Regions from separate parts of the Homo sapiens genome. Here regions 1 and 3 are each linked to region 2. Evidence: chromatin loops called from intact Hi-C (ENCODE). Cell type or tissue: lower leg skin. All regions are shown on one strand. Links, peaks and the distances in the headings refer to the core of each region. The heading gives the core; the rest is flanking DNA. Region 1 has its middle 17 kb from the start of NEUROG1. Region 2 has its middle 13 kb from the start of TIFAB. Region 3 holds the start of SLC25A48 (solute carrier family 25 member 48).

Region 1 (10,390 bases), core at 3,168-8,167, 86 kb before region 2:
GGGCACAATGGAGAGAACAACTATATTATATAAATGGCTACCGTTATTGCCTTCATACACTATGCCAACAGTATCCATGATTATCTCACCTCATCCTAATAATTGGCCTCCAATCCAGGCGTTATTATTCCATTTTACAGATTAGGACACCCAACAAGTCAGTGACACACCAGCCTACAAAGCTAAGTAAAGATCCATCCTCTCTCCACTGCAGCAGGCAGCCTCCCCAGCACCCAGCAAGCGCCACCCCTGGAGGGTTGAGTCTGTGGTGTGTGTCTGAGCACTGGGAATGGAGGGGGCTGGGATGGTGTACCCCATGCGGCTCCTAGGGTCCCAAGATTCCAAACAGCAGCAGCACAGCTGGTGAGAGACAGTAGCCTAGTGCCCCTCTAATTGTCCCTCTTTGTGGTGTTCAGTTAAGGACTCAGAAGAAACCAATCTTTGTATCTTTTCATGGTTAAAATTCTACATAGAACTGAAACCTGAAAGCAGCCACCAAGCCAGTCTTTGTTGGGTTTCTAGGCAGTAAGGACGCTGCATCTCAACACTTAGCACTCTGAGAGAAAGGGACTCGGTGATTCAAAGGGGAACTCAACAAGAGCCTTTTTCTCCCAAGTCCTGGCAATTTCCGACTCACTTTTAATCCCCGGAAAAAACGTTGGATCCATTTTCTCCTCCACATCGCATGGTTGTTCCTTTGAGTTCAGAAACTGTTGGCAGAAGATTTTCATGAGTAATTGAGCAGTTCCCATTTTCTACCCCATTCTAGTAGAATCAGCCGGTTTTTTTAGAACACCAAAAGGCTCATTTTTGGAAAAATTCAATACACTCAGAAAGTTTTTTTAAATTCAAGTGCCTGGAAATCAAAGAAATCGACGCGTTGTAGTTTCACAAACAAGCCTCAACTGCAGTCCTCAAAAATAAGGTGAAAGGCAGTGATATGGTTTGGCTGTGTACTCACCCAAATCTCATCTTGAATTGTAGTTCCCATAATCCTCACGTGTTGTGGGAGGGACCTGGTGGGAGGTAATTAAATCACGGGGGTGGGTTTTTCCCTTGCTGTTCTCATGATAGTGGGTAGGTCTCATGAGATCTGATGGTTTTGTAAGGGGCAGTTCCCCTGCACATACTCTCTTGCCTGCTGCCATATAAGACGTGCCTTTGATCCTCCTTCACCTTCCTCCATGATTGTGAGGCCTCCCTAGCCATGCGGAACTGTGAGCCCATTAAACCTCTTTTTCTGTACAAATTACCCCTCCTCAGGTATGTCTTTATTAGCAGCTTGAGAAGAGACTAATACAGGCAGGTTTCTGAAGAAGCCACTCAGTGGAAGTGAGTTTAATATACTTGTCCTAAAAGAGCATATTTATCCCAAAAGTCCATTCTCCAGATATGCTCTCCCAGATAGGAAAGGGAGTGTTTCCAGCTCAATGAAGAATAAGCAGCTTCTAAAAGCAAAGATCTCTTGCTTTCTCTGGGCCTGGAATTCCTCTCTGGGCCAATCATCATCATGTCATCATCATCATCATCATCAAAACTATCATTTCTAGAGCTGCTAAAATATGCCAGACCCAGCCTGAAATATGTGACTATTTCATGAAACCCTCCAGCTTTCCAGATAATAGGAATACTTGTCCCTATTCTGCAGATGAGGAACCTAAGGCTCTGAGGCTCTGAAGAACCACATATCTAACAGGTGGCAAAGTAAGGAGTCAAGCCAAAGCTGCCAGGCTCCAGATGAATTCTCTTTGCCCCAACATCCGGCACCCCTACTCTTCTCCAAAGCATGGGCTCAGCTAGTGAGAAGATCTATGAGTCTGTAGGTCAGACTGATGTTGAGGTAGGAAATGTTCCTCCTCCTCTTCAAGAAGCTTTCAGTTGACCCACCCAGATGGGCTGCTCCCAAATAAATGTCCTCTGACCAATTTCCCCAGATAAAATGGAACTCCACACTCTATTCTTTATTATTCCAGTCACCTACTGATTGTACACAAAAACCCAGCTGGGGAATCCTGAGATCCAAAAGTAATGTTGGTCCAGGCATTCTTTAGGATAGTTTGACACAATGTATTATCATTTAAAATGCCCATTTCTAGCATCCTACAAAATACCTGACCAGTACTCCTCAAAACTGTCACAGTCATCAAAAACAGAGAAAGCCAGAAACTTCGACAGCCAAGAGGAGCCTGAGGAGACATGATGACTAAACACAATGTGGTTCCAGGATGGGATCCTGGAACGGAAAAGTGACATTAGTGACAACTAAAGAAATTGGAATAACTATGGAGTTTGGTTAATAATAATGTCTCAGCTGGGCATGGTGGCTCACACCTGTAATCCCAGCACTTTGGGAGGCCAAGGCGGGCGGATCACCTGAGGTCAGGAGTTTGAGACCAGTCTGGCCAACATGGCAAAACCCTGTCTCTACTAAAACTACAAAAATTAGCTAGGCATGGTGGCAGGTGCCTGTAATCTCAGCTACTTGGGAGGCTGAGGCACGAGAATCGCTTGAACCCAGGAGGCAGAGGTTGCAGTGAGCCGAGATCTCGCCACTGCATTCCAGCCTGGGTGACAGAGCAAGACTCCACCTCAAAAATAATAACAATAATAATAATAATGTCTTTGTATTGATTAATTATAACAAATGTGCCATGCTAAAGTAAAAAGTTAATAAGGCCAGGCACGGTGGCTCATGCCTGTAATCCCAGCACTTTGGGAGGCTGAGACAGGTGGATCAACTGAGGTCATGAGTTTGAAACCAGCCTGGCCAACATAGTGAAACCCCATCTCTACTAAAAATACAACAATTAACTGGGTATGGTGGCGGGCACCTGTAATCCAGCTACTTGGGAGGCTGAGGCAGGAGTAGCTGGATTACAGGCTTGAACCCGGGAGGCAGTGGTTGCAGTGAGCCAAGATCACGCCATTGCACTCCGGCCTGGGTGACAAAGTGAGACTCTGCCTCAAAAATAAATAAATTAAGAATTTAAAAAGCACCCACAATTCTGTGCACATTCTAGCACATATATTTCTGGAGGAGCCCCCGAGTAACTGGTTGCCTCCAGGGAAGACAGCTGAAGTCAGCAGAGGGAGACTTTCTTTTCTGGAACTCCTGGGCTCAAGCAGTCCTCTCACCTTGGGCTCCCAAAGTGTTGGGACTACAGGCGTGAGCCACTGCACTTGGCCTTTCTTTTAATTATACTTCTTTTGATATGTCTGATTTTTATTCCTGTGCTTATACTTCTTTTTTAAAAGGAAGCAGGTCTTTTTTAATAGCAATAATTTTCTTTCTTTACATATTTAGAGTATCTGCTAAGTACAGAGTTCTCCATTTGGTGGGATACAATAACTGACTGCCATATTTACACGACTTCAGGGAGCAACATTTGCCAAAAAAAAAAAAAAAAAAAAAAAAACAAAACTGCCTCGTGGAATCATGCAATGCAGCAATCCATTGAGGAAAATACCAAAGCCACCTCAACACAAAGAGAAACTCACACTAGGAGAAATTGTAGACTTGGGAGCTGGACACTGCCCCAGATCGGCTCTGAGAATGAGGCACCCACTTCAAGCTTCAGTTTACGGAAGGAAGGACAGAAAGAAGAAAGGAAACCCCTGCTAACTTGGCAGGGCAGAAGGGGTCTGGTTTGAGTGTCAAGAAGAGATTTCCCTTCAAGGCAGAGATTCTACAATCCCCATCAAGGAACAGGGGCGAGGGAGGGTGGTGAGCTGCCCTCTGGGCACTTTTCTTTCCAAGTCTTTTGCACCCACCTCCCAACCCTCCCCGTCTGGAAAAGGCTTCCGGGAATGAAGAGGAGCCCTTGGGAGGCAGGCATTGAGCTCCACCTCGTGGCTGCTCAAACAGCTCCCTGGAAGTGGCAAATGATTTCCAGAGTGAATGCAGGGCTTGGAAATGCTCCAAATAAAGACGTTACCTAAAAGTTCATGGGACACCTTCACTTCCTCCTCCATCACTCCTTTTCAGTGCTGTGCCAGGTGAGGAAGTTTAGCCCAAGTCCCATCTGGGATCATAGCTGCATATCAACTTCTAGAAGCTCCCCAGCAGCTGGGCCCACTGGTTGGGAGAGAGCCCATCAATGGCCCTCAGACAACAGCCATGCCCATCTGCTGAGGTCCTCAAGAGGACAAAATGCCAAAGCAAAATGTCACATCTCTGGTCTACATGAAATAAATAAATGATTTGAACTCCTGCAAAACTAATGAGATTTTGCCACAGGATCTCTGAGATTTTGTCAGGCTCTTAAAAAATATTAATTCATAATATAATATGGTGTGGTCTAGAAACAGAGATGTATGATACCTGGCTTCTCTCCAGCCTGTTATTTTTATTTATACACTAAATCCCTGGAGATAATGTTAAAGTTTCAATTGCAGCCCATCCTTGCTGCATCTCCTATCCTCCCTTTATGGAGCACTTACTGAGTAATCGGCAGGACACTTGCACAGATACAGAGTTCCAACTCATTCTCACCAGATGTGTTAGCAAACTCATCTCGAGGCTAAGGGGAGAGAGACTGACCGGGATCAGCTGAGCTAGAGGACTTGGCCTCTGCACCTGCCACCATAGAACCAAGGATGCCTCTTACAAAGGCAAGGCTGGGGAGGGCCCTGTCCACCCACCTCCTAGTGACTCAGATGAAGACACTGAGGTCCTGAAGGGGCAAAGTCACAGCCTAGAACGCCCTCCCTCCCCAGCCCCCTGTCTAATACTCTCTCCATGAAGCCACACTGTCTCTAGCTAAGGCTCAGAGGGAGGTCATTCTTACTGTAACAGAAAGAGGGGGAGGCCACACCCACCAGAATATCATTGGACCCCATTCTCTGAGAAGTGTCATAAGCTTTCCAAAGTGTTCAACACGAAGGCTGTAGAGACCAAATTCTGGAAGGCCTCCAGCAGGTCACCTTGCCCAACCCTCTCATTTCACAAATAGGTAAACGCAGCCTAGTTATAAGAGCTGGGGAGCAGGGGCAATAGCCAAGGAGGCTCCCCCCATCATGCTTTATGTCATGACAGGAAGCTGAGTTTCATGGAAACTGAGGCATGGTCCCAACCCCATTCTCTGCACCCAAAGTGCAGTGCCATAGCTGCTCATATGGACAGACCAGGCTAGGCCTGAGACAGTGGCAGATAATGGAGGCAGGGTATAGGCAGAAGATCAGGGGACCTTACCAACTACACTGTGACCTCTCCCCCTGTAAAATAAGCAGCAAAAGCCACCTCTTTGGAATTGAGGTGGAGAGAAACTGGCTGTGTTGTTGCTTTTTCAATACACCTTGGAGACTTTTCCATATCAACGCATAAAGAGCCTGCTCATTTTTTACATACTTTATTCTCCCACACCTCTACTGATGGACACATGGGCCATTCCCAACTTTTATATTTCAAATAACATTGCAGCAAATAGCTTGTACATACATCATTTCACAGGTGTGCAGAAATACCATTTTGCTTTTCCAAGTCCTTGCTTGCTCAGGTTTTGCCTCTTTGATGGAGCCTCTCTAAGCTTCTCAGGCCAATCCAGGTCCCTCACTTCTTCCGCTCTCCTTCAGTTTATTTTCACAGATCTTTAGGCACCCACAAGAAAGGACAGAAATGGGCGGCCCAGGCTCCAACTCACACCTTTCGGTTCTGCGCGGCAGAGCTGTGCTTCCAAGTTCTCCTGCATTCCCCTCACCTCTCATCCCACTTCTCTTCCCACAGTCTTATACATACAGCCCAGTGCTGTGGGTCCTGTACCCAATGGATGATTAATAAACACTTCATGGGTGACAGATCAATGCCAAGTTGTTGTGCGGCCATATCTTATTCAACCAACAGGTGGCGTTGTTCTCCACCTCTGGACAGCTAAGGCCGCTAGCTCTGCTGGATGCCGCCTCCTGAGAGAGCAAACTCCTGAGGGTGGGATGTGGCTTCAATGATGACTTTTGTTCGTGTGATTGTCCACACAGCTTTCTACACAATCCCTCCAACAGCCCAAGGTCCTCACTGCAATTTTCTTTGGTATCACCCTCTTCCGTCCCATTCCATTGAGCAGGTGTGTGGCAGTTTGTATTGCCCTATATACGGGGAGACAGAATCGGAGACAGAATCGCCTAGTGGTTATGAACTTGGCCTCTTGAATCAAACTTATGTTCCAAACTCGATGCCACCACTCAATGGCCTCTAGCAACTGACTCCACCTGTCTGAGCTTCCATTGCCCTCAGCACAATAAGGAGTGTAACAGCACACACCTTGTGGAGTTGGTGTGAGGAGGAAATGAGACGCTGTGTGCAACATCTGCACAGCGCTAGGCACATGGTAAGTGCTCAGCAGACACTTGTTCTTGTCCATGTTATGTGGCTATGCATAGTCTGTTCAAAATTGTCTCTGCATCCTGCTCCTGTGCTCCTGAAAGCTATTTTTTTTTTTTTTTTTTTGGAGATGGAGTCTCACTCCGTCACCCAGGCTGGAGTGCAGTGGCGCGATCTCAGCTCACTGCAACTTCCACCTCCCAGGTTCAAGTGATTCTCATGCCTCAGCCTCCCAACTAGCTGAGATTACAGGCGCCCACTACGATGCCGGGCTAATTTTTGTATTTTTAGTACAGACGGGTTTTCACTATGTTGGCCAGGCTGGTCTTGAACTCCTGACCTCAGGTGATCTGCCCACCTCAGCCTCCCAAAGTGCTGGGATTCAAGGCAAGGCTTTCTTAATACCCACTGGTCCTCCACAGTTCTTCCCACACTAGAAGCTCGTTCCTGCTCCAGAGTCTGCACCTGCTAGTGCCCGGCCTGGAATGCTCTCCCTCTAGCTTACCCCATGGCTGGCTCCTTCTCATCCTTCAAGGTCTCAGCTTCAAGTCATCTCAGAGTTCTTCCCTGCCACCCCAGCTGCGGTAGGTCTCTCCTGATTTTCCCCACAATGTCACCCTGTACATTTAGCACTTGCTGCCACCTGCTGTGATCAGAAGTGTGTATTTATGTGACTGGGGTCTGTTTTCTCATGGGAATGTGAGCTCCATGACAGCAGCTCCATGAAGTTTTCTCCAGTTTCCCAGCACCTCACATGGTGACCCCGGCCCCTGGGAGGCGCATCAGTGGCTGGCGGGTGTCAGGTGAGTGCATGGCCATGTGTAAGCAGAGCTGCATCTCGTTCACTGGCTCCTTGGCATGCTCCTGTTTTCCTCCTGTCCCCAGGCCAACCACCACCTCTCTGATGGCAGGAGTGGAGTCTTTTCCCACCAGCCCTCAGCTGACCCACCACCAGTGCTCACGGGGAAGAGCCAGGACTTAGAGTGCTGGGGAGCAACTCAGAGGGCTGCTGAGGACTTAGAATGGGGCCAGAGCTCCTCACACTCCCCCACCCCAAGTATACCTCAGGGTGCTTCCTGGGAATGATGGAGGTGCGCTCACAAGTGGCTTTCCTTAAAGCCAGTTCCAGGCCTCTTGCTGCTGATGCTGTGACCCAGGTGTGCCCCGCACTCAGCCACTGCTCTGTGCCCTCTCACTCTGAGGAGGCCCTCCTCTTCCCTGGCCCTGGTGAGCATTCTGATGTGGACTGGAAACCCTGTTCATGTCTTTTCCTACATTGTGAGAAGCTGCTTGCATGGCTGTTTTTCACAATGAAAAGACATATTTACTCTGGCAAGTGCAGAGGGTTCCTCTGAGCACACACAATATGATTCAGAGACTCCCATGGGTGCATGCTTGACACAAAATCACCCTATGGAAGTCAGGTCTTCCATATTCTGTCCACCAAGTCAGAAAACATCCTCATGCCCCATGTTCACTTTGGACACACCCCACTTAGAAGCACATAGCTTCACAAATGTGGAGCAAATCACTCACACAGGCTTCATTCTCCCCTTCAGACAGATTTGACTGGAGCTTCCCAGCTTCCATATGTCATGGCAGGGCAGTCACTTTATCATTTAAAACACGTTAGATCCATGTCCACATTCAACGACAAAACATACTGAGCACCTCTTACGTGGCAAAAGTTGTTCTAGACATTGGGAACATGAGGTAATAAGCTAAACAAGGTACTGCCACCATGTGGAATTCTCAGTTTAGTAGAAGAGGCAGACAAGGAACAGGTAAACAAATATATAAACTGCTCCCAGCTGACTTGCTAGTGGAGGCAGTGTGATGCGATGGGGGTGACTGCTGGGGCCAGAAGGGTGGCTTTGGCCAGGATCAGGAGGGCTTCTGAGGCCAGACCTGGAGACTGAGAAGGAGCAATACAGGGAGCACTCCAGGCAGGAGGAAGCACGAGTGCAAAGCCCCGGGGAGTGTGAAAAACGCAGAGAAGGCCAGTGTGCTGGAGCTCAGAGGGCAAAGGGGGAGGACCTGGAGATGAGGCTGAGATACCACCTCCCTCCCAGGTCAGCAGGGGTCAGGTAATCCAGAGCCTTGTTAATCACACTTAAAATGAAGACACAGAGGTATTCTAAGTGTAATGAAAAACTTTTGAAGGGTTTTAGGTGGGGAATTTAAGTGATCTTTTACCCAGAAAAAGTTGATTAAACAGCATGGCAATGAATGAATAAAAGAACTGAATGAACAACTTCTGAATCTATAAACATATGCTACCTAGGGTCTCTTGGTGCCAAGGTCATGCTGAGTTCTGCAGGAACATAGAGACAAGAAGCTCAGGACAGCCCACAAACTCTAGAACCATGAATGCCACACCAAACCGAATGTTCCCTCCACTGCTTAGAGAAACTGCCCATTTAGTTCTCTGGGCCCCTCATAAACTCGACCCCCTGTGTGGGTAGGGAAAACAGATTGGAGAGCAGATAGTTTAATATCACACATGGAGCTGCCTCCCCAAGATCTCAGCTGAAGGCAGTGCTGCTCCCAGGATCCTGGAGATCTCTAGCTGGTCTCCAAGTCCCTGGAGGATGCCTTTATACCCCTCCACCTCCCACCCTCATCATCTCTTTTTGACATTCAGAAGATGAGGCTCAAAAAGGGATTTTTTCCAGGTAGCAGAGGGAACCCAGACCTCCCAATTCTCACCAAGATAACAGGAACAGAGACCAGCTCCAAACACAGCAATGTCCCCTGTGTGCCCATAGTCAGGGCCCTTCCCCACAAGAGCAGCCAACCCGCAGACAAGCACAGACCTTCTCCACCTTCCCCACAGAGCCCTACCCACCTCCACAGCTGAGGACTGCCCTCCCTCACAGAGTGGGACTACGGCTTCCATCCCCACGGCCCCAGCACCTTGCTGGAGCTGGCCACAGAGCAGGTGTTTACATAATGGGGCAGAAGGAGGATGGTGAATGGTGAAGATCATGGGCACTGAAGCCAGAGAGCCCTGAGTTCCATCCCGGGCTCTGCTGCCTGCTGGCCCTATGACCTTGGACATGAGTCTTAACTTCCTCAAGCCTCAGTCTCCCCATATTTTAAAGGCAGACAAAATACACCAGTCACAGGTTTGTGTCTGGATTTAATATAATCCACATACTGAGGGCTTAGCTGAGTGTCTCCCTCACAAAACTAGTTTACAAATGGTTTTATACAAATCTGAATGGTGATGCTGATGATGGAGTCAGGAAGTCAAGCAGGACTGACACTGGCACTCCTGGTGCTCATGCAAACAGGCACCTGGGACATATTTGTTAAAGCCAGAAAGAAGGAAGACTGGGATGTTCTAGAAAGATTCCTGCTTTTCTAAACAAAGTTTTCTGCGTAGCCCTCAAATTAGCAGAAAATCTGGTCCTGCTAGGTTCCCAGCACTCTCACCCCACCCTGTGCCAAACCCTAAGAGAGCCACCTCCCAGATCCCACTCCAGGACACCTCTCTGGGTGGTAGCAGGTGTTGCGGTGAGCAGCTTGTGGTTTTGAGAGCTGGTATTGTCACCGTGACAACTCCCCACTTCTCTCTCCCTCAGTGTCCAGAGAAGAGGCTGGAGGCGTCTGAGGGAGCAGAAAGAGTATCATGTGGCCAGGGCTTTGGCACAGCTTGGTGACAACTAACTGTGGCCATGGGAGTGATCCGCAGCAGCAAAGGCGTGGCCAGGGTTTCTATCTGCCCTTGCCTGACGCCCACCAGCAGCAGGGGTAATTAGGGACCTCTCCTCCACAGATTACGGTGCCTCCATTTCCCATCCCACTCCACTTTTATCTCCTAAAGTCACACAACCACAGAATGGGTGAATGAACACCCACCCAGCAAGCCCTCTTCTAGCCAAGTGCTGAGCACCCATCACAGAGGGCCTGGGGCTGCTGGTGCCAACTTGTGGGCCAACTCTCAGGTTATAGGAGGTGGAGTAATCCTGGAGAAGTGGTGCAATCCAACACCCCATGCCCTTCTCTTCTCCCCTTAAGGTGAGGAAGAGCTATGTATGTGCACGCATGTATCCATGCATGTCAGCACCCATG
Region 2 (10,390 bases), core at 2,505-7,504:
TTCTTTGTTTTTCATGACCTTGACATTTTGGGGGAAGTACAGGCCAATTATTTTGTATAATGTCCCTCAAAATGACTTTTCTGTTCTTTCCCCATAATGACATTCAGGTTATATGTTTTGGCAGGAATACCAAAGAAGTGATGTGTATCCTATCAGAAGGTGCTTGATGCTGAATTGTTCCACGTTGGGGATGTTAATTTTGATCATTTAGTTAAGGTAGAGTCTGCCGGGACTCTCCACTGTGAAGCTACTATTTTTCCTTTGTAACTAATAAGTGAAAAGGTATTTTGAGACCATAAATATCCTGATCCTCATCAAACTTTCACCCATTAGTTTGAGCATTTATTGATGATTTTGCCTGAATCAAGAATTGGTTTTGCAAATATTATTATTTAATAACTTAATGTTTGCAAAATGGTGATTTTTGAATTCCATCATTCCTTCTGCATTTGTTAGTTGGCATTTTACTATACAGAAATGCTTTTCCTTCTATTCATGGATTAATTGTTAATTTATTTATGCCAGTTTAGACTCATAGATTCTTCTTTTATTCGACCGGGTTACAATACTATCATTTATTTGATGTTTAAATTGTTCCAGATGCAGCTTGTGGGAGCCTCTTCAAGCTGGTTTTCTTGTCCTTTCATGCCTCCATCCTTTTTTGCATACTCCCTTATTCTCTGACGTAACAAGACGCTGCAGGCTCATCTTGTACTTTTCCTGTCTCAGCCCTGAAATCAGACAGCCTACAAGGAACCCTGGTTCTTTTTATTCGTCAATGGTATTTAGAAACTGAAATCTGAGTAAGTGTGCTCATTGCTACTGTGGTTTTATTGTTTCTAGACCATTTCATTATACAGAACTAGGAAATATATGTATTATATATGTACATATACGTGTGTGTATATATATATATATCTATCTCTGTGTGTGTGTGCATATCTCCAATCTTCCAGCTCCAATTCAACGCCATAGAATTATTGCAAACCTTCCTCAGTTCACTATTTGTGACTTTAATACATTCATTCATTTGCTCAATCTTACAATACACAGTATATGGCTATACCCATAACACTGTGAAGGCACTCTTTCTATGTAGAGTTCAATATTGGTGTGCAGCTTTCTTTGCCTTTACACTGGGGGTATGTAGTCAAAAGTATTGGGTCCAACAGTTACTTGGCTTTCCTTTTCTCCCTTTAGTATAGTTATTCTGTTCCTTGGAAGTACAAATTAGGTTTATTTGCTTCTGTTTGTATTTCATTTTGATGTTTTCCCCCTCCTAGTTGATTTAAAGGAGGCTGTACCCTTAATCACTAACTGTTGTTATAATTCTTGTTCAGCTGTGGGTCCAGGTAGTACAGGACTCACACACTGCCCACACATTGCCCATACTACCTGCACCCACATCTGAACAAGAATTATAACAACAGTTAGTGGCTAAGGGTTGTTGTAGAATTTTTTCCTAATCCTACAATATCACATATGTTCATCCTGATTTACAATTCTGGGAGACCTTCCTAACCATCCATTCCAAATGTAGCTGCCACAGACCCTCTTCTCTTCTTCCAAACTGGAGTCCTACTTCCTCACTTCCTGGCCTCTGCCCACATGTTCCTCGACTCAGACATCTCCACTATGTCCTCTTAGGTGCCAAACCCTTCAAGGCCCACCCAAGTTCCACCTCCTCCAAGATGCTTTTGAGACCCTTAGGAGAACCAGACCCCAGCTCAACATGGTTAGGATCATAGGCTGGGCCCAAGGAGGTGGGGGGAGCCCCTGTGAATGAAATACCAAGTGGCCCTGGGTCATGTCCAGGCCCTAAGGTGCAACCCAAGTGGCTCCTATGACTGTGGATGTTCTGCTGTGCTTTGGCTTCTTTGAGGGGAGACTCAGAGGCAGGAAGTTCCTGTGAAACTCATACACTTAATCAAGTTTTCCTACTATGTGAATGGAGCCTGCGGGAAAGTGGACCCACTGGCAGAGCCCTGATATTAGGAACTGGAGCAAACCAGTTCAGTTCCTCTGTGGAAAGTCCATCCCGGAGGGTGGGAGGCAGTGGGCTCTGGGATGTAGGGAATCTGAAGGCTAGGTTTGGGGCAGAATCTCCCTCCCTGCCCACACATACACACCCCCAAGTCCAGATACTTGTGCTCTCAGCAGCCCTGGGCAGCCCCCCATCAGGACACATGCCCTCTGCAGAACCCCATATGGAGAACACAACCCAGAAGAGGGGAACTTAGAGTTAGATGTCAAATAGCATCACCCCATAGTTCCACCAGTAGCCCCATCACAGAGGTCCTTCTTGTTTCTTAGCCCCCACCTTGGTTCCCAGGACTTTGGTCAAGCCTTGGAGGATTCCCACTCTCCCTTTGCCTGGGCTATGAAGCATGCAGTCCTCGTGGTGCTGACCGCCATCAGGGGCTCATGAGGGGTAGGCGCAGTTTGAGTTTTTAATATCTTGCCACTGGGTGCTCCTCCCTGGTCCACTGGCAGCCTCCATCCACTCCAGGTCCCTCCAGACACACACCCTCCTTGGATCCATGGCCCACAGGATGCATCTCTAATGCCCCATCAGCCCACCATGGCCTGTCAGTGTTGCAGAGACCAGCAGATGCTGCTGAGCCCTGAAGGATATAGTTTGGCATTCCAGGCAGTCTGTTTCCACTTGGGGACAGTGAGTGAAATTTAGCTCTTATTACTCAGACACTCCTCCCTCTGCATGCACATCTAATGAGGCAGTGTGTACCCCTGGACACACAAGCTGTTAAACTGCAGACAGGCTGCAGCTTTCCAGTGAGAGTGGATTTCAAGGGTGTATTTTTATAAGGAAGAAATGACATAAGCGTCCCCCTTTGTTATTTAAATTTCATGAAAATCAACTATAGATGGTGTGTAATTGAGCACAGAATAGGGCCCAGAATATATTCTGAAATAACGGGAGCCCTTTTATCAGGTTATATATGAAAAAAAATAGTCAAAGAAAAGCAAAATCTCCATGCAAAATAATGAACTATTTGAAGGAAGAAAAAAAAGAAAAAGGGGATGAAGTGCGCCTAGGAGAGTATTCAAGCAGCCGGTGTTTTTTTCTTGAGAAGTTTCTTGGGAGCGGAGTTTAGAGATGGGGTGGGTTGCAGTCATCATTGGTTGACCTGGGCTCAGAATCAGGCCGTACACATTACTTCAACCAGAAACCAGGCCAACGACATTGCAGGAGTCTTCCAAGGTGGATGACCCTATGTGAGGCCCAGAAGCACTGCAGGTCCTAAGAGGAGGCCTCCTACTGACCCTCCTCCCCACCCTACCCTCTGCACTTTCTGTCCTGTGGTCCCCGGAGGCCATGAGCCTGGGTAGCCAGGCACTCTGTTGGGAAATGAGAGCCGATCTGGGGGCTTGAGTCGGGTGGAGCCTGGTGGCGCCTGTGCTCAGGAGCTGGCCTGACTCCGGGCGGGTGTTCGCTTGCTGCTGTGGAAGGCTTCTTTGCACTGATATGTTCACAAGCGGCCCACAACAGGCCCCCTCTCTATCACCAGCAAAGGAGGGGCCTGACCCTGGTCTTCTCCACGCACCCTACTCCATGTGCTCACAGCTCAGCTTCTCCTGATGGGTCACTCATCTCATGCCTGAGATTTGCCTTCTCTGAACCTCCATTATCCCATATGCCTAACGAGGACGAGAACATCTCTGGAAAGGGTTGCTGTGAGGACAGCGTAGGAGACAGCGCTCAGCGTTCAGGCTCAGTAAGGTGCCAGCCACCTGATCGGTACTGAATGCAGACAGCACCTCCCTCTTTCTGGCAACCCCACCCCCCTCCACTCATTCCCTGCCGCCCCTGCTTCCTCTGGGGGCTCCCTGCAGCTGGAGCTCCCTGCAGAGGCCCGGGCCAGCCCTGACGCCTGGCTGCGGTGGACGCCCTCAGAGCTAGGGCACCCATCTTCCAGAGAAGGTGCCCAGGCTGAGCTTCGTCGTTAAACTCCGCAGAGCCTAGAGGTGCAACCGGAAAGAACAAGTCCCCTGGAAACGACCCCGCTGCTGCCATCGCCACTGCTGGTGCTGCTGCTACGGCAGGCCCTGGCTCTCCATGCAGTCTCCAGAATGCCCTCATCTACTCCCATTCATTTCTTGAGCACCACCTGTGTGCTTGGTCGTGCCTGGTCGTCTGAGGCACAGCCCTGCGGCAACGCTAACTCTAGCCTTCTTCCCAGGAGGCGCAAGTTTAGAAATCTTCCAGAAGGCGCAGTTTAGAAATCAAGTGCTCTCCGGTCCTAATTGCGGTCACACTGAGTTGCAGTGGCCCTGCGATGGCCTTGTATATCCTCTCCCAGGAAGGCTGAACACCCAGCACACAGGACAGACCCTGGTACTCAGCAGGTGCTGCATAAGCGTCTGTTAAATGCAGGACTGGAGCAGTGCAGAAACAGCTCTTACTCTGAAATCGCAGGCGCTTCCCGGGGAGTCCCGCACCGGCGCAGACGGCGGATCCAGGGCGTGGAGGGGGCCGGGGAACGGGTTCAGAGTGCCATCTACCGGCAGTTCGTCGGACTGGCAGGAAAGGCCTTGGCCCTGCGGCGGGATGGAGCCCCCCAGACTGCGCTGTTTGCTACGCTGCTCCGGATCCATTCACTCTCCAACCGCTCTGCAATCACTTCGCAATCACCAGTAAACTTTGCCGCCTACTTGAGAAGAGAAAGGTAGGGCCCAGGAGTAATTAGCAAGTCCTGAATTGTGCTGAGAATATCCAGGAAGGGGGCTTGTCTTTCACCAGCTTCTCCTGCGGAAGGGATTTCCCCCAAATTCTCTTTATTGGGAGGCTTTGAGCAGGAGCCAATGACTGCAGTTCCTGCAGAACCGGGGCAAGGGCCTGCTCCCTGGGGGACCGGCAGGGGCTGGGGTTAGTCAGACCCAGTGGACATACCAACTCTGCCACTTACCAGCTGTGTGACTGAGAGCAAGTTACTCTCTGCGCCTTAGCTTCCCCATCTGTAAAACAAGCCCCATGATAGTACCCCATGGTAGGATAGTTATGAGGATGTAAGCCAGATGTAACCCAGATGCCAGACACCCACTGTTCCCGAGGGTCTGGCTGCCCTTTAGTGTCCGATAGCAGAAGAGACCCAGCCTTCATCCTCCTTGGTCATCGTATGGCCAACTTTCATCCAGCTCCCCTCCCTCTGTGCCCTGGGAATCAACAGGTTGAGCTTGCCCACCCTGGCGATACCAGCTTGTGGCTGGTATTCCCTCATCTCACCTCCTGACTCAAGCTCCCCACTCTCCTTATCTCGGGTGATCTCTCGACATCTCATAACAAGTTTTCCCAGGCCCCACTGCTCCCCACAATGCTTCGGCTCACACGTGGTCAAGACTGCTGCTACATCTTAAAGCAAAGTAGGACCAGACCTGACTGGGATAATACTAGGAGAGAACAACAGAGCATGATGGAAACCTGCAAACTAGCTCCTGGGTGCGGCTAGGCTCAAAGTCCTGAAACCACAGCCCACAAAGGGGTCAGCATCCCCTCGAAGAGGGACTGCCCCAACCATATGGCCCTCTCCTCCAACAACACACTCCTCCAGCTTTCTGAGACTCTGTAAGGAAACTCGCTTCCTTTCTATTTCTGCAATTCCTCACATTTCTGCCCTGAGTGAAGACAACCTTTGCTGTGATTCTACAAAACAAAACTCTCAGTATTTTTCTTTTGCTGCCTGGAACCTCTGCATCCCAGAGCTGCAGCTTGGCTTTTTCTATGTAAAATCAAATGCCCTGTTAATTTTTTTCCCTTTTTCAAAACACAAAGAATAGGCTGCTCTCAAAGATGCCTCCTACAGAAACTAAAAGTCTAATGGGCCAGGCTCATGTGTGTGATCCCAGAACTTTGGGAGGCTGAGGCAGGAAGAGGATCACTTGAGGCCAGAAGTTCGAGATCAACCTTGCAACATAGGTTGGTCTCTACAAAAAAAAATAGAAACAAAAACTAGTCAGGTGTGATGATGTGTGCCTGCGGTCTCAGCTACTGAGAAGGCTGAGGTGGAAGGATGGCTTGAGCCCCAGAGGTCAAGGCTACAGTGAGCTGTGATCACGCCACTGCACTCCAGCCTGGGCAACAGAGTGAGACTGTGTCTCAAAAAAATAAAGTAAAATAAAAATAAAATGACAACGGTTGACATTGATTTTCTGATTCCTAGTCCACGATCCTGTGTAAGCTGTGTGCCTGTTTATCCCTTCACCAGTTCCCAACAACACTGTGAGGCAGTCACCATTTTGTCTGCATTTTTTAGAGGAGGAAAATAAGTATACGAAGGTTATGGGGGTCCCCCACATTCACATAGTTAAGTGTCTGTCTCCAGATTCAAACCCAGGCAATCTGGCTTCTTAAAGCTTCACCTTTAGCTTAAAGGTAAAAGCACAGGATCTGAGATTTCAAAAATGCTGGAGTCCCATCTTGGCTAGAACACCCTGTTACAAATGTGGGTGTTGAGTTTTCGCAGCATGGCTGGAGCACGGGAGGCGCCCAGCGAAAGGGGCACCTGGGGCCAGCAAAGCCTGTAGCCAGGCAATAGTGCACCAGAGAGGCAGCCTCCCATTCCACCCCTACCTCTCTAAGGGGTGATCTCTGAGTAAGGGGCATCTGTTAGCCTTGCCCCATCTCAGGCACCATCCTCAGTGGCTCACATCCCACGACAGCCGACATCCTTCAACAGCTCCTTTATTGTCTTGGAATAGAATCCAAACCCTCTACCAGAATCTAAAAGGCCCTGCAAGGACTATCTAACCCCACCTGGTTTCCAGCCATCTCTCTGTTACTGCTCTTCCCTTCGCTTGCAGGCAGTTCCCTGTCTAACCAAGGCTGCTGCTTCAGGGCATTTGCACTCAGGACCTCTCGGCCTGCTGCCTTACTCCCTTCAGCCTCTGATGAACCAGAATCTCCCCAGGGGGGGTTTCTGAATGCACAGTCATCCCCCACCGCAGCTACATGCTCACCATTCCTATTCGTTTCCTCCTTCCTTTCCAGACTGTCTCTAGAATGCAAGCTTCCTGAAGGAAGGCTTGCCAAACGTGATAGGCTTAGTAGTGGCCCCAAAGACACACCCACTTCCTAAACCCTGGAACCTGTGACTGTCACCTCATGTGGCAAAAGATGGGATCAAATTAAGGATCTTGAGATGGGGAGATTTCCCTAGATTATCTGGATTGACCCTAAATACAACGACAGTATCCTCATCACAGGAAGGTGGTGGGAGATTTCACACTCGGAGAAGAAGGCCACATGAAGATGGAGCAGAGAGATTTGCCCCAATAGAGAGACCCTGAGCACTCCAGTCTGTCTGGAACTAACACCAGCCACCCAGGCTATCTGCCCCATGCCCCAACTCACGTGTAGACTTTGGCTCCTTCATGGTGATTTCTGTTATTTGGTTCTGCGGGGGCTCATGTCCTAAGGAAAAAATTACATTTTGGCTAACTAGGGTTTACCACACCTCACAAAAGGATTGCAAACTCAAAGGCTTACAGGAGCCTAGAACATAAAATAAATATATACGAAACAGGACTGGGGGAACTGAGGCAAACTGGGATGGAGCGCCAAGCGTCTGCACCAGCAGACGAGTGCCCTGCAGGAACCCGAGCCCAGGCCAGCCTCATCTCCTGACTTTTCAGCTGAAGCTGCAAAAATTGAGGGTTTTATTTCCAGGCTTCCAATTTTAAAATGTTGACAACTTGGACAAAATGTATACAATACCACACTGTGTGGCCCATAGTAGCTGCTAGTTTCTTCTTTGCGGACAGGGACCCACTGAGGCAGAAGGCACCAAATCCAGGTGGCTCCTAGCTTGATTGGGGTGCCTGTCCTGAACATTAGGACCACTTTCCCTGCAGGATCCATGGGGGAATTCGATTCTCCCAAGTGAAAACATCAGAATTCAGTTGAATTCCGATGCAGCTGCACGTCTGCAACAAACACTTCCAACAAATAATAGAGTTGTGACATTCATCATTCCAACAATGAGAACAAATACCAGAATTGAATAAAAAGTTGTGTCCTTGATTTTCCTGGGTGCTGTTGTTGGAAGGCGGGGGTGGGGGGCACCTCAGCTCCTATCTAAAAAATCATCCAGGCCAAGCAGTTGTCAATTAAAGACTGAGAAAGGGAGGAGGGAAAGGCAGCCCTACTCACATCTCGCAGGGCAGCTCTCCACCTGAGCTGAGGTGGGCAGAGTTAATTCCTCCAAGAGCCTTCAGCCTTGAAGAGGTGACATGGAGGTAGCTCTAGCCCTGCAGGGGGAGCAACTATGCCGAGTCCCTGAGAGCTGCCTGAGGGTGGGGACAGCTGTCCCCACCGAGCGTCGCGTCCTCTGAAAACACACAAGCAGGCAATTTCCTGTGCACAAAAGTTGCCCAACAGTGCCCCCTAGCACTCATAATGACATACCTTCTTAGAGTAGGGCCTGGGAGGTTTTAGAAAGTTATCTGAGAGAAGAGACTAGGGAAAAATCTGGTTCTCCAAGTCATACTTGCCAACAACATTTGGGTGTGTTGGGGTTGGCGAGCAGGAGTGGGTAGGGGATGGGGGGGAAAGGAAGGCAGATTAAGGGTGGCATTTATCAAGCACTGGCCCTAGCATTCGTGCCAGGGTTCCCTGTTTCCAGGAGGACCAGATCATGGCTTACACTGAAGACACATTAAGGCTTGCCAAGGTTGAGCTGAGAGCCCCCAGGCTTGATTTAAAGGTGTTGGAGGCATTCCATGGTCTGTGGCAATCCCATCAGCAGTAGAACTTACCTGCAAATGGCTGAGCCACGATGGCCCTGAGCCTCAGTTAGAACCTCTGCAGCTCTACAAGCCACTTCTTACTGCAGATGGGCCCATAGGAAAGTATGTGCCCATCCCATGCCATGGCCAGCCAATTGCAGGCAGACAGCTAAAGGCCAAACACCAATGACAGGTTCTGAGGTAGGTTCCCAACACGTACACAGCAGACACCCTTCAGGTAAATGGCCAACAAAAAGAAACAGCCAAAGTCACTAAGTGAACCACTGGGTGACAAGTTGCCCAGGCCCAGTTGGTGATTTATGGCTCATGAGGTGATGCAGTCCCAGGGAGCTTCTGGAAAACTACTTGGAGAGAGCTCTGTAGGCAGGATTGCTCATTTTCTCATCACTTTTCCATTTTCATGATATAGATCCCCCCTGGGGCAGAGGGAGGAGGAAAATGCTTTTTATATTATGGTAGTGGCCATGTGGAAAAGACATATTTCCCTCAACATTCGATTCCGAATGAAAACGCACGTTTGTAAAGCATATGTGAAACATGTCATGCACGAAAGGTATGAAATATTTATTGTCATGGCTTGGGTTCGTTTTGTGAAATATCACAGGACAGGGAGAAAACTGTTAAAAGTGAGAAACTGCTGGGGAGAATGGGAGCTGCTGGCCTTAAGGATACCTTCACAAAGCAAGGCAGCAGACAGTGCTGGGAACAGAGTGGGGTGGCTGGAATATAGATTCATGTGTGCTTGTACTCGCATCAAGACTCTCTGGAAGGATACACAGGACACCATTACAGCAGTTACCTGTGGGGAGGAGTGTGAGAGAGACTTTCCTCTCTACTTTTTATTTTGAAAAAAAAAAAAAAAAGTGAACTATGTGAATATGTTACCTTTTCAAAATGGGATATAAAAATAAAACAAAGCTTTTCATTTTGGAAGGCTCAATCATTGAAGAGAACTAAAACATTCAGAGCATATTTTGATGTAAAAATTTTAAAAATCTCAAAAACTAAATTTCCTCCCTCTAGCCATCCCTTTCTGTGTATCCAAAGGTTGTCCATCAGCTATGCTCCAATTGCTGCTTATCTGCTTCTCCAGCTCCCAGTCCTCTCTCTCAGGGCTGTCTTCCCCACAGCAACACCCCAGCCCCATGCTGCTGTCCTTGGCTCTTGGCTTTTGTTCTGCACTCTGAGAACGTGGAGGGCTGACCATGGCACTTCTCAGTGCAGCAGTTCTGTGGAGCCGGCTCAGCAATCAGTCTCTCTCAGTGAACAAATCTGCAGCCGGGGAGCCCAACAGGGTGAGGTGCAAGCTTGAGAAGTCTTTCCAACCCTTGAAGAGTTTGCAGTTCGGCTGGGAAAAGGAGACCCTGTTGTCTTTCAATATCTATTTCCCCTTCTCCTATAATAATAGAACCCTCCTTTTGTCATTGATCACACAGCTCCCAGGCACCCTGACAGCTAGGACTAGCCATTCCCTGAGACCAGCCAACAGGATGCAAGCAGAAGTGATTGGGCAATTTCCAGGACGCATCTTCCGAAGGAAAGGATGTGCTCCACGCTTGCCCCCTGCCAGTTCCCCCTGTTTGGATGTGGGTATGGTGGGGGTGAGCCATGTGAGGCCACATGGGCA
Region 3 (10,390 bases), core at 2,120-7,119, 360 kb before region 2:
GCCCACTTAGAGTCAGTGGGGCATGGCCCGCGGGCGCGAGCGCGCCGCAAGACCGAAGTCGGAGTCTCGAGCACGCCGCAGGTCCTACTCCAAACCCAGTCCCCCAGTCACCGGCTGCGCGGGCTGCCGCGCTCACCTCTCCAAGTGCCGGAGGGCGGCTGACATCACGCCCCCAGTGGACCTTAAAGGCACAGCACTCTGGGTGGATAAGGGTGCGCTCCGCGCGGCTCATCCCAGACACAAAGAGGCAAGGGTCATCAAGTGAAATTCTCTTAGTCCTCCCTTCTCCGGGTTATCCTCTTCCTTGCCAACTTCAGAGCCTCAGCGCCTTTGAACTGAAAGTGCCAGCCGCCCATCCAGAGACGGCAATGCGCGTATCTCCCTGTACTGTGCTGTGCTGACAATGCTGATTCCAATCAGCTGTGGACTCTCTCCCATCCCAACTCTGGGCAGTGATGCCTTTTTGTTCATCTCAGCCATGTCCCACTCAGTACCCCGTGCCTAGAGCAGGCACCTGGTGGTTCAGGGTCATGTCTAACTTTCAGCTACAGCTCTCTAGGGGCCCAGCTCCCTGCCTGGCCCTGGCTCACCCTACACTGTCCGCCCTGGGCCAACAGAAGGCAGAGGTGGTGCTCTGTACCTCAAACTCCCTCTCTGTAGGCAGACCCTACATTCAGCCAGGCCCCAGGCCAGGGGTCCGTGCTCACTGGAGAAGTGGCCTGCTGTGCGGAGAGGCTTTTGATTACAATGAGAGTGTCTTTCCTCCCTTCCTAAGAAGACTCGAAGCCCCCCAGCGTTCTGCTAGTTTCCAGCAGGGACTCAGCTGTGGGTCTCAGCCAAGACACCCCAAGGTTGACAAGAATGGTGAAGGGTATGGTCAGGAGGAAGGGGCCTCTGCTGGGCCTGCTCTTGTCCCACTGGGCATATTCATGTCACGTCATCCAGGTTAATATGAAGCGACAGCCAGCCAGACCTCCTTCTTCCAAAGCAAGACAGAGCCTGACCACCGAAGCTTGATCCTACAAAGGCCTGTCCACTGAGGAGTGGGGACTTGGAGGTGAAGGGACCTTCCTGCAGCATCACTCCCTCCCCTGCCCCGGCACACAGAGAGTGGACCTGTATCGGGAGAGGACAGCCCGGGATGGAGTCGCCGGCCTGGCTAGGGAAGTATTGCAAAGTTCCAGGGAGGAGTGGAAGCATCACACCCCATCCCGGCACCTCAACTTCCTGCTGCTTATGGTGACCCACTCAGTCTTGAGGCTTCAGAGTTGCCATCAGCATCAACCCCAAGCTGTGCCCTGTCATGCCCGGGATATATGCCTAGGGCTGCTATGAGAAATGCAGGTCTCTGAAGAGTGGCCTTTTACTGAGTTCACCATTGGAATGCATCCACAAGTGGAAAGCCTGACAATTCTCAAAACCCACTCCTCTGGAAGACCACCTAAGGGGTGCCAGGCAGTTTGTCATCCCCTCAGTCCTGTGTCAGCACCAATTGAGGAGGTCTTACGTTGGCAGGCAGTGTCCCTGGCAGCCCAGGATGGCCTCCCAGGCCCAGAAAGCTGCTGCTTGAACTACTAACGAGCTGGAGCAGAGCAGGAGTGGGTTGCTTTCCAAAATGAATTACTGTGCTCCATTCCCATATGCATGCCACAAACCTGCCCATGGGGCGCATCACCCAGGGAAGTGAGGGGAGGACCCTAGGTTTACCAGCAACCATGGCCAGGCCTGGAGAATCCCAGACCACAGGGCTATGAGCCCAGGCAGAATGCTGGCTCTGTGGCCAGGATCCAGGCCATCCCTTCTTCCTGGCCTTCGCACTTCAGAGCACCATTTGCAGTGTGCTGCCATTCACATTTGCATTCTACACTCGGGAGAGGGCAGGGCAGCTACTGGCCATTACAGAGAGAAAGAAACTCCACAGAGATCCACTCCCTGCATGACTAGGGCCAGAAAGCAACCCCATTTTCTTTCTCCCTCAGTTCCTTCCCCAATGATGACCTCTCAGAGCACTTTCCTCAGTAGCAGGACATGCAGATGGGCTATGCTGATAGCATTTGTTAACTAGTGGCCCACTCCCCATTTCTTATTTACCCTTTCAGGCCACAGCAATTTCCTGAGCATCAGTCTGTGCTAGTGCCTTGCTTTGGGGAAAGTCTCTGTTTGAGAGGAGACAATCCATCTGAGATGCTACACAGAGGTGGCTGTAAGAGCACTGGAGAGGGAGTCCATCGTTCTACAGGAAGCAATCAGGGAAGGCTCTCCAAACTTGGAGTCTCCTGGCTGCACCTTTAGTCTACACAGCCCCACAGCTCCCACCTCCCCAACCACTCTCTCAGGCAAGCCAACAATCCCCTCCCCATGTCCACCTGCCACACTCGGGCAGCAAAGGCCTGGGTCAGCTGTCCATGCCTGACCTGCTGCAGTGAAGGCGCTGCCCATGCCGCCTGCTCCCCTCTGCTTCCAGATTCCTGCCCTCACCCAGCTTTCCTCCTGCTTCTCCAGCTCTTCTCATCTTCTTCCCTGGTGCCATGGCCCCTTCTCATGCTTAGGTGTGAATTCCTCAGGGCCCCATCTGGACCCTCACCCACCCGTACCTCCCATCTCTCAGCGTATAACCCCCACACCTTGCTTCAGAGTCCAGACATCCCTCTACTCAACACCTCCACCTGGGTGGCTCGGGTCATCTTAGCGCATCCCTCGATGAACTCTCTCTTCCTCCGCCAGTGCCTCTTCAACTTAGAGAAACACACCTCCACCCAGTGGCCACCCAAAACAGAACCTTGGATGCCATCCTCCATTTCTCTCTCCCAAGGTCTTATCCCACCAGCCGCAAAGTCCTGAGTGTCCATCCCCTCAATGACACCCAGCCCTCATTGCTGTCTCCGAATGTGGCTCAGCCCAGCCCTGTGCCACTGCCCTGCCTGGATCACAGTGGACACGGGTTCCTGGGTCCCTCTGCCCCTGTCCTACTGCCCCAGTGAGCTTCTGAAACTTTGAATCTGCTCAGTTTAGTGAACTTTGATGACTTTCTGTGATCTTGAGCATAAATTCCAATTCCCCAGTGTGTTGTGTGTAGCTCAGTAGGACTGGGTCTGGCTGCTTTTCCACTTTGCACCTCAATGTCTCACATTCTGTGCATGTGTGTGACTGCGCACATGCTATTCCCTTGTGGGGAACACCCTCTCCCTCCTCCCCTGGCTAATCCCTGCCCCCTTCTTCTTTAAGACTCAGTTCAGCTGTCACCTCCTGACAGGCCTTTCTTGAAGGCCTTCCTCATCACCCTATGCCACATGGTATCTTCTAGATCTCATCTGTGTTTCCTGAATATTCTGAGCATATCTGTATCTCTGCTGTCAGACTCAGTGGTTGATTGTCTTCCCATCCAGACTGTGAGCCCACTGAGAAGAGGGTACTGCCTCATTCTGCACTGGACCTGCAGAGCCTGGCGCAGGCCTGATGGGCAGTCAGTCACTGCTTAGTCCGCTGGGCCTTAAATGAGGAGACATGGGGAAAAGTCTGAAGGTCCTGCTGGTGGCTGGCAGACAAGGAGGGTGTCTGGATACAAGACAGAGCTGAAGAGGTGGTCACATCATTCCCAGGTGTGAGGACTCCCCCTGGCCTTTCCTGGAGCATCACAGAAGCCCGGCTTCTTTCAGGCCCTCAAAGGTACCAGCCACATTTCCCCCACAGAGCTTTTGCACTGATCACTCCCTCCACCTGCAGCTCCCTCTCCCTGCCCTCCTCATAGCCGACTCCTACCTCCTTCAGATCTATACCAAAGCATCTTCTGCATGAGGAGGCCTCCCCAGGCCCCTCACAGGAGGTCACGACCTGGTTGCCCTCTCTCAAGGCACCCCTGCTTCTTTTTCCAACTCTCACCATGCCGCTCAGTCCTTGTGCAATGCTTGGTTGCTCCAGGAAGATAGATAGGACCCGTCTGACCTATCTGCCACCGTGACATTTTCGGGCTCTGCCACAGAGCAGGCAGACAGCAATTACTCAGGACCGAGTTCAAAGGATTAATGAAACCGGACCACGGGCTTGTGCTGTCTTTCTTCTTTGAGTGTTTGCCCCAGCTGCATCATTCCTGCACTGGCCTCAGACAACGGGAGCTCTGAGCTCCCTCCTTGACTCTGATGGGAAGGAAAAGGAGCACACGATTTTCGAGCTTCTCATTGGGAGCAGGATTTCTTCCTTTGTTGATGGCACTTTGGGAAAGTATGTGCAGAGCATGTGCAGACTGAATCTGGCCCATCACCTGTTCAGCTTGAGGCTGGCAGTCAAGAAGCAGAGGTAAGTGGCTGTGAAGTGAGGGGGTGAAGCAGCTGGCGGGAAAGCTGGGCTGCCTGGGCTCTGGTCCTAGTGCTGCTGCTGCCTCTCTGGGCATCTTGGGAAAGTCCAGGCCTTAATTCTTCCTCTATTTTTTGGAAGGTAAGGACGATCTCCTCTTAGGTGGTGTCTGCAGAAGTCTGAAATTCTTGGCCACGGGGATATCAGCTGCGGAGGTCTCATCAAGATGCGCCAGGAGAGGGCGCTGCTGCGCAGCGCTTGAGGCTCTCGGGCGGAAAAGACAAGCGTGGCTGCTCATTCTGGATAGTTTCCTGGCCCGGTTTGCCTGGCACTGGCTGGCAGACAGCCACACTCAGTATATGTGTGGGCCGTGGAGGAGATGCTGGCCCAGGAGGCTCAGAGGGGAGTCTGAGGTGCCAGAGCAAACCTCGGAGAAGCTTGATGAGAACCCATCTAAGGTGTTTGAGTACTGTGTGCTTGGATGGGAGGCGACACCCCAATCTCTGTACCTGTGTAGATCTATCGAAGCCTTGAATGTCCCAGGCTTTCTTCCACCTCAGGGCTCCGAGCTGGCCCAGTGCTGCATGCTCCGTTTACACCATCTTGTTGAATTCTCTGACGCAAGTTCTCCTTGGGTAGGTGAGAAGAATGAGGTCCAGAGAGGTCAAGCAGTTTCTCTAAAGCCACACAGCAGTCAGTGGAGGATGATGAAGTCACACCTGCTGTTTGACTCCAGGGTCCATGCTATTAAAAAAAGTGCTGCCTCCTAGCCAAGACTCGGGAAGTAGAAGTGACTTTCCCAAAGACCCTTGCCCCCACCCCCACCCCTCTGCATAAATGCCCTAACTTTTCTGCCTCAGTTTCTCCACTATCAGTGTGATGGTACTAACACTGTCCAACTGTGCCATATTCATAGGACTCCTGCAACAGTTTAATCAGGGGGAAAACATCCCTTCCCCAATACCATCCCAGTGCCCTGGGCTGCCCTCTATCCTTTCTTTCCTGACAAGGTCCTGTGGGTCCACAGAAGTCTGAAATTCTGGGCCGCGGCGATATCAGCTTGAAAATCATATGTGCTTCTTTCCATCAGAGTCAACCTGCGGGTTGAGGCTGGCTCTGCGGACATCTGAGAATAGGAAATGCTGCTGTCCGCCTGACTGAAGGCCAGGCAGGTCAGTGGACCAGGCAGCCCAGGTTGGAGAGGTTTGGAATCAAGGGGTTTCTGTAGGAGTGTAGGAGGAGACCCTGCTGCGTGCTGCTGTCAAGGTCCCATCTGAAAGCCTGGCTGAGCACCTGCTATATGCTAAACTCCCTGGGACTCAGAGGAGTTTGAGTGCTGACAGTGACAGAAGAGCCAGTGTTTGGGGACAGCCTACTCCATCTTCTGCCATGTGGCATTCTCCTCTATCATGCAGTCATCAAACATCAGCTGCTGGGCTGGGGGAGACCCATAAATCTCACATCAGGCCTGACCTCAAATAGAGGCCAGGACCATAGGAAATTTGGAGGGCAGAACCCAGAAGTCTCGGGAAGGAGCAGCATTTGAGCTGGAACTAAAAAGACAAGCTAAGTTGTGAGCAGTGGAGAAGTGTGCAGAGGCAGAGGGAACTGCCTGAGTAGTGCCAGGTGGGAGAATGCAAGGGGAGTCGGGAAGAGTTTTGCTCACCCAAAGCCCCCATGGCTGTAGGAGGGGCAGCTGGAAGGCTTGGAGTTTGGCTCCTGAGGACCCTGAATGCCAAGGAAAGGGGCTAGGCCATGATTCTGTGGGCAGTGGCGTCTACAGGCTAGAGGCAGTCCTCAGTCCTGCTGCTGCTCTGCGAGTGGATGAAAGGCCCATCTCTGGGGCTAGCTGTATCTCACCTGGATGAACCTCCATAGCCCATGCTGAGGCTGGCTCAGGCTCCTTGCAACCAGCATTTTTCTCTGCAGGGAACTGGTGGGCTTGCCCTTGGGAAGTTGAGGCCTGTGCCTGTCCAGCTCCTCAGAAGGGCTATGATCCTCCTCAGCACCTGAGAGCAGGCAGTTCAGCCTCCCCCAGCAGGAGCTCACTGGGTCATTTAATCCACTGCACCTGGACATCCTCCTCTGTAAGATGGGGGTGATAACTGTACCTCACTCAAGCTGCACTTAACACACTCAGTGAGTCAATGCATGTCAAGTACTCTGCACCATGACTGGCACGCAGTAACACACCCAGCAAGTCAAATCTCTCCATCGTTATGACCTGTGTGTCCTGAGTGTTCACGTCTGTGTTAGCACATGGACAGCTCCCAGCCAAGGCCGGCAGGTGGGCCAGAAGCAAACTGCCCTTCCAGCTGAGCCAGCCCCTTATCTGGGATCTCTTTTGCACCAAATCTTTCCTGCAAACTACTCCCTTAGAGAGCTCTGCAGCATGGGAAACCTCTGGCGGGTCTCTTCATCCCCATGAGCAGGGGAGGTACCTCCAGCTCGCCAAGGGGTTGCTGACAGGCTACTGCAGGGCTCTCGGCCCTCCTTGGGTTCTGGATGGCACACACATGGGAAGAGAGGAGGGGACATGGCTCGGACCCTGCTTGGGCTGCACAAGGAGAGAGTGGCCCCAGTTTGTACCATAGACATAGATACCTCCCAACCTGTCTGTTCCTTTGGGGGCAGTGAGGGCCCACAGATGCCAGCTCCTCGATGAGGCCCCAAACTAAAATGACAAGCTAAGTTGTGAGCAGTGGAGAAGGGCACAGAGGCAGAGGGTTGGATACCTCCCAACCTGTCTGTTCCTTTGGGGGCAGTGAGGGCCCACAGATGCCAGCTCCTCGATGAGGCCCCAAACTAAAATGACAAGCTAAGTTGTGAGCAGTGGAGAAGGGCACAGAGGCAGAGGGAACCTCCTGAGCAGCACCAGTTGGGAGAATGCAAGGGGAGTCGGGAAGAGTTTTCCAGCCTTATGGAAAATAAAGGGAACAGTCCTATTGCCTCACCCCAAGAACAAAGACGAGTTTTCCTGGCAAGGGTACCTTTATTTCTTCATACTCCCATCATACTCCAAATCCCAAATCCCCAAACCCAATGGGAAGTCATAGGAGTGCCTTGGAAATAGTAAAAAATAGATTTTCTAAAAAGAATTTCTTTGATGTAACTCTAGTGTGACCGATTGATTTCTCTCTCTTTCTTAAAGTCCTCATCCTCAGGAAGCATGTGAGCAGGTGAGGGCATTCCAGACAAGCAGCCATCGGGTGGAGGAGCAGGGATCCAGTGGTCAGAGGTGTGTGAGTGTCAAAGCAAACAAAGAACCTACACCCGGGGAGGAGACACAAAACCAGCGCCACGGGACAGAGAGGCTGTGAACTTGGGACATGCCAGTGTGGCTGGCACTAAAGGATTTTCAAACAGGAATCAGCATCTAAGTGTCTGGTCCCGGGGTAGGTGGGATGAGCATATACTCTCAAAATCCCAGTGTGATTCAGCCACTCACCAGGTGAGCCTGGGGTTGGAAGTTGGGCTGGAGCACCAGAAAACAGGTCCACAAGGTCCAAGGAGGTAGGGCCTAGCAGACACATGCAGAGTCACCATCCTTACCTGCTCTACCCAAGGGCAGGGGCAGGGGAAGGAAAGGTGCAGAGGCAATGAGGAAAAAGAGAGAGCAAGATGGGTCTAGGGGAGCACGTGGCTCATTTCTTGCTATGCATAGACCCACTGAGGAAGAATGTAGTGAGGAGGTGCTTAAGTACTTGGCCCGAGGTCAGACAGAGCTGGTGTGAATCCCAGCTCCACAGTTCCCGGCTGTCTGCTAGCTGTGTGAGCTCGGGCACCCTATGTAACATCTCTTAGCCTGTTTACTCAGCTGTAGAATGGAGATGACACCAGTGTCTACAACCCATGATTATGGAGATGATCTCTGTAAAGTGCCTAGTACAAAGTAAATGCTTAATAAATGGAAGCTGCAAGTATTACTCCAAAGCATCCAATTAGTGCACCAGCGCCAAGGTGCACGATTTATTTACAAAACCAGCTTCTGGGTGTCTGCACCCTTCAGTTGTTCAGGTGGCTCCTGCTTCCTCTGTCTGAGCTTGGGTCAGGCTACAAAAGGAATGGTCTGAGGTCAGAGTGCTGGACAAGATGGACACTTCTCTCCAAAGCCACTTTTGGTGTGGCTGTTCAATTCTCATGTGGCAGTTTTTCCAGCTAGGAGAACAGGAAGGTGGCAGCGTGGGGCGGGATGGGTCTCTTCCTGGGGGTGGAGTGGCTGAACATGGGGCACAGGCTGAGTTTCTCCCCTCTGCTGCTTGAGGAGAAAGGCAAACCCTAGGCCTGCGGAGTGGGACACCTCATGCTGGCAGGGAGCAGCCTGGTGGGCTGAGAGGGGCTGGGAGAATCTGCCAAGGGTTGGGTTCTTCCTGCTGGCTCTGCTGGGTAAGGGGGGTAGGATGCCCCTCATCCATGGTCATGGGCACTGAGACAGAGAGAATACAGGCCTGAGTGCCAGGGTCCCAGGCCAGCTCTGGTCCCAGGGCAAACTGACTGACCTCTGGGAGCCTCCCCGCAATCACCTTCATCCCTCGACAGTCAGTGGGTGCTGGGGGCCTGCTCTCCAGTGGTTTCTGTTGCAGTCAGCTCCGGCTTCCCCGTGGTGTGACTGCACCAGCCCTGGGCAGCCCCTGAGGGCCCCTGGCTCCCAGATGGAAAGGCAGGAGGCCCAGGGCTAGTGTGTAACCCCTCCTCAGGGGTTCTGTAGTAATGCACAAATCCTGAGGCATAAAGACCATGGTCCCTGGAGAGAGGGGCATCCCGGTCACTGTCACGGGGGAACTCTGCCGAGACCTGCAGGACGGGGCAGCAGGCCAGTGAGTGTGGGGACCCAGAGATGAGGTCCTAGTGTGCCGAGGCAGCCTGGGTATGAAGGAACAGGAAGGTCAGCCCGATGCAAGCCCCCCTCCCAGGTTCAGGCCCAGATACCCGGGACCAGCCTGTGCCTGCAACACCACAGTGGCAGTCCCAGAAAAGGACAGGCCCATGTCTGCTCTACAGCCCAGGAAGCACTCAGCAATGTCACTCACCCATCCAAGGGCACCCTGCTGGGAGGGGTGTGTCTGGGATTAAAACCCACCGGCCTTGCCTCCTCTGTCTCTGCAGTCATGGGCCACAGTGCCCAGCTGCATGGTGGTGATTAGGAATGTTATAGACCACAAGCTTCGGGTCAAATCCCAGGTTTGCTACTTGCTAGCTATGTGCCCTTGGCCAAGTCACTTAACTTCTCTGAGACTCGTTTTCTCATTCATAAAATGGGAATAATAGTACGGCTTGTTTTATAGGATTACTATTAGGATTAAATGAGATGATGCTAATGAAACATTTGTCTGAGAGCCTAGCAAGTCATAAGGACCAAATAAATGTTTCTGTGAGCTCACCATCCTGCTGAGCACTTTAGGTACGTGGTTGTATGTAATTCTCACAATGGCTTTATTGTTGCTGCTGCTGTTCTCTCTTTTATAAGGAAACCACGTTCCCCAGGCCGCTCTCCTAGCAGGTGGTCAAGCTGGGCTTGAACAGGACAGTCTTCCTGCAGTGTCTGTGCTCCCAACCAGTGACACCTTGCTCCAAGGGCCGCAGCAGCCCTGAGAGGGGCCTGTCCAGGGGCCTGTTAGAGTCTGGGCCCCAGGACAGAGAGGTTTGAAGGATGCGGGGGCCTAGTGCTGCTCCCCCCACCCTCTATGGCCTCCTCAACTCACAGAGCATTCGTCCCTGACTGTTGTCCTGCAGAAGCAGCCAGCCCGTGCCTCCTTCTCAGTGGGCAGATCTTGGGAGCCCCTGTGTGACCAGCCAGGAAGGGCCAGGCTGGGCAAACTCTCCTCCTCAGAGCGGTAGTAAGGGAAGAACCCACTGAGCAGTTCTGAGTCCTCCTGGAGCGGTGTCTTGGGCTGCAGGACCAACCCCTCCTCTTCCAGGAGGCACCCATAGGTGCAGAAGAAAGGCAGGTACTCCAAGGCCACCTGGGCCCTATGTGAAAGGTGGAGGGAGCTTAGGGGCTTCTTGTCCCTTGAACTGGTGGCCTGCTGTTGGGAGGACAAGGGTCCTGGGTCATCCTCCTCTAGGAGGCTAGGAGAGGTTGGGGCTCCGGATTCAGCGT

Evidence for each region. Hi-C counts contacts between places; a loop is a spot of excess contacts. Peaks named below come from ENCODE experiments on the same cell type or tissue, not always from the same donor. Only the 100,000 strongest peaks of a DNase experiment are listed, where the experiment ranks them.
Region 1: a loop joins it to region 2, with 10 times the contacts of the local background. A loop is called at or near these places in 108 of 110 quality-filtered maps.
Region 3: a loop joins it to region 2, with 3.0 times the contacts of the local background. A loop is called at or near these places in 51 of 110 quality-filtered maps.

The regions. Positions count from the first base shown.
Region 1 is chr5:135,547,480-135,557,869 of GRCh38, reverse strand. No RefSeq gene overlaps it. Among named protein-coding and RNA genes, the nearest start is that of NEUROG1, 17 kb to the right of the region's middle. In lower leg skin, for the core only: a CTCF peak has its summit at 5,828 (motif pointing right); no DNase peak of the experiment used is centred there.
Region 2 is chr5:135,460,417-135,470,806 of GRCh38, reverse strand. No RefSeq gene overlaps it. Among named protein-coding and RNA genes, the nearest start is that of TIFAB, 13 kb to the right of the region's middle. RefSeq lists an enhancer at 4,242-4,291 and a silencer at 4,492-4,631. In lower leg skin, for the core only: no CTCF peak of the experiment used is centred there; a DNase peak (open chromatin) is centred at 4,476.
Region 3 is chr5:135,824,419-135,834,808 of GRCh38, reverse strand. SLC25A48 (solute carrier family 25 member 48) reads right to left here and starts at 146. Exons shown (of 8, transcript NM_001349336.2): 1 at 1-146. LOC107986453 (a long non-coding RNA gene) reads right to left here. Exons shown (of 4, transcript NR_171171.1): 2 at 9,993-10,390; 3 at 8,814-9,084; 4 at 8,227-8,343. RefSeq lists an enhancer at 680-1,181. In lower leg skin, for the core only: CTCF peaks have their summits at 4,305 and 4,510 (motif pointing right); DNase peaks (open chromatin) are centred at 4,548 and 5,471.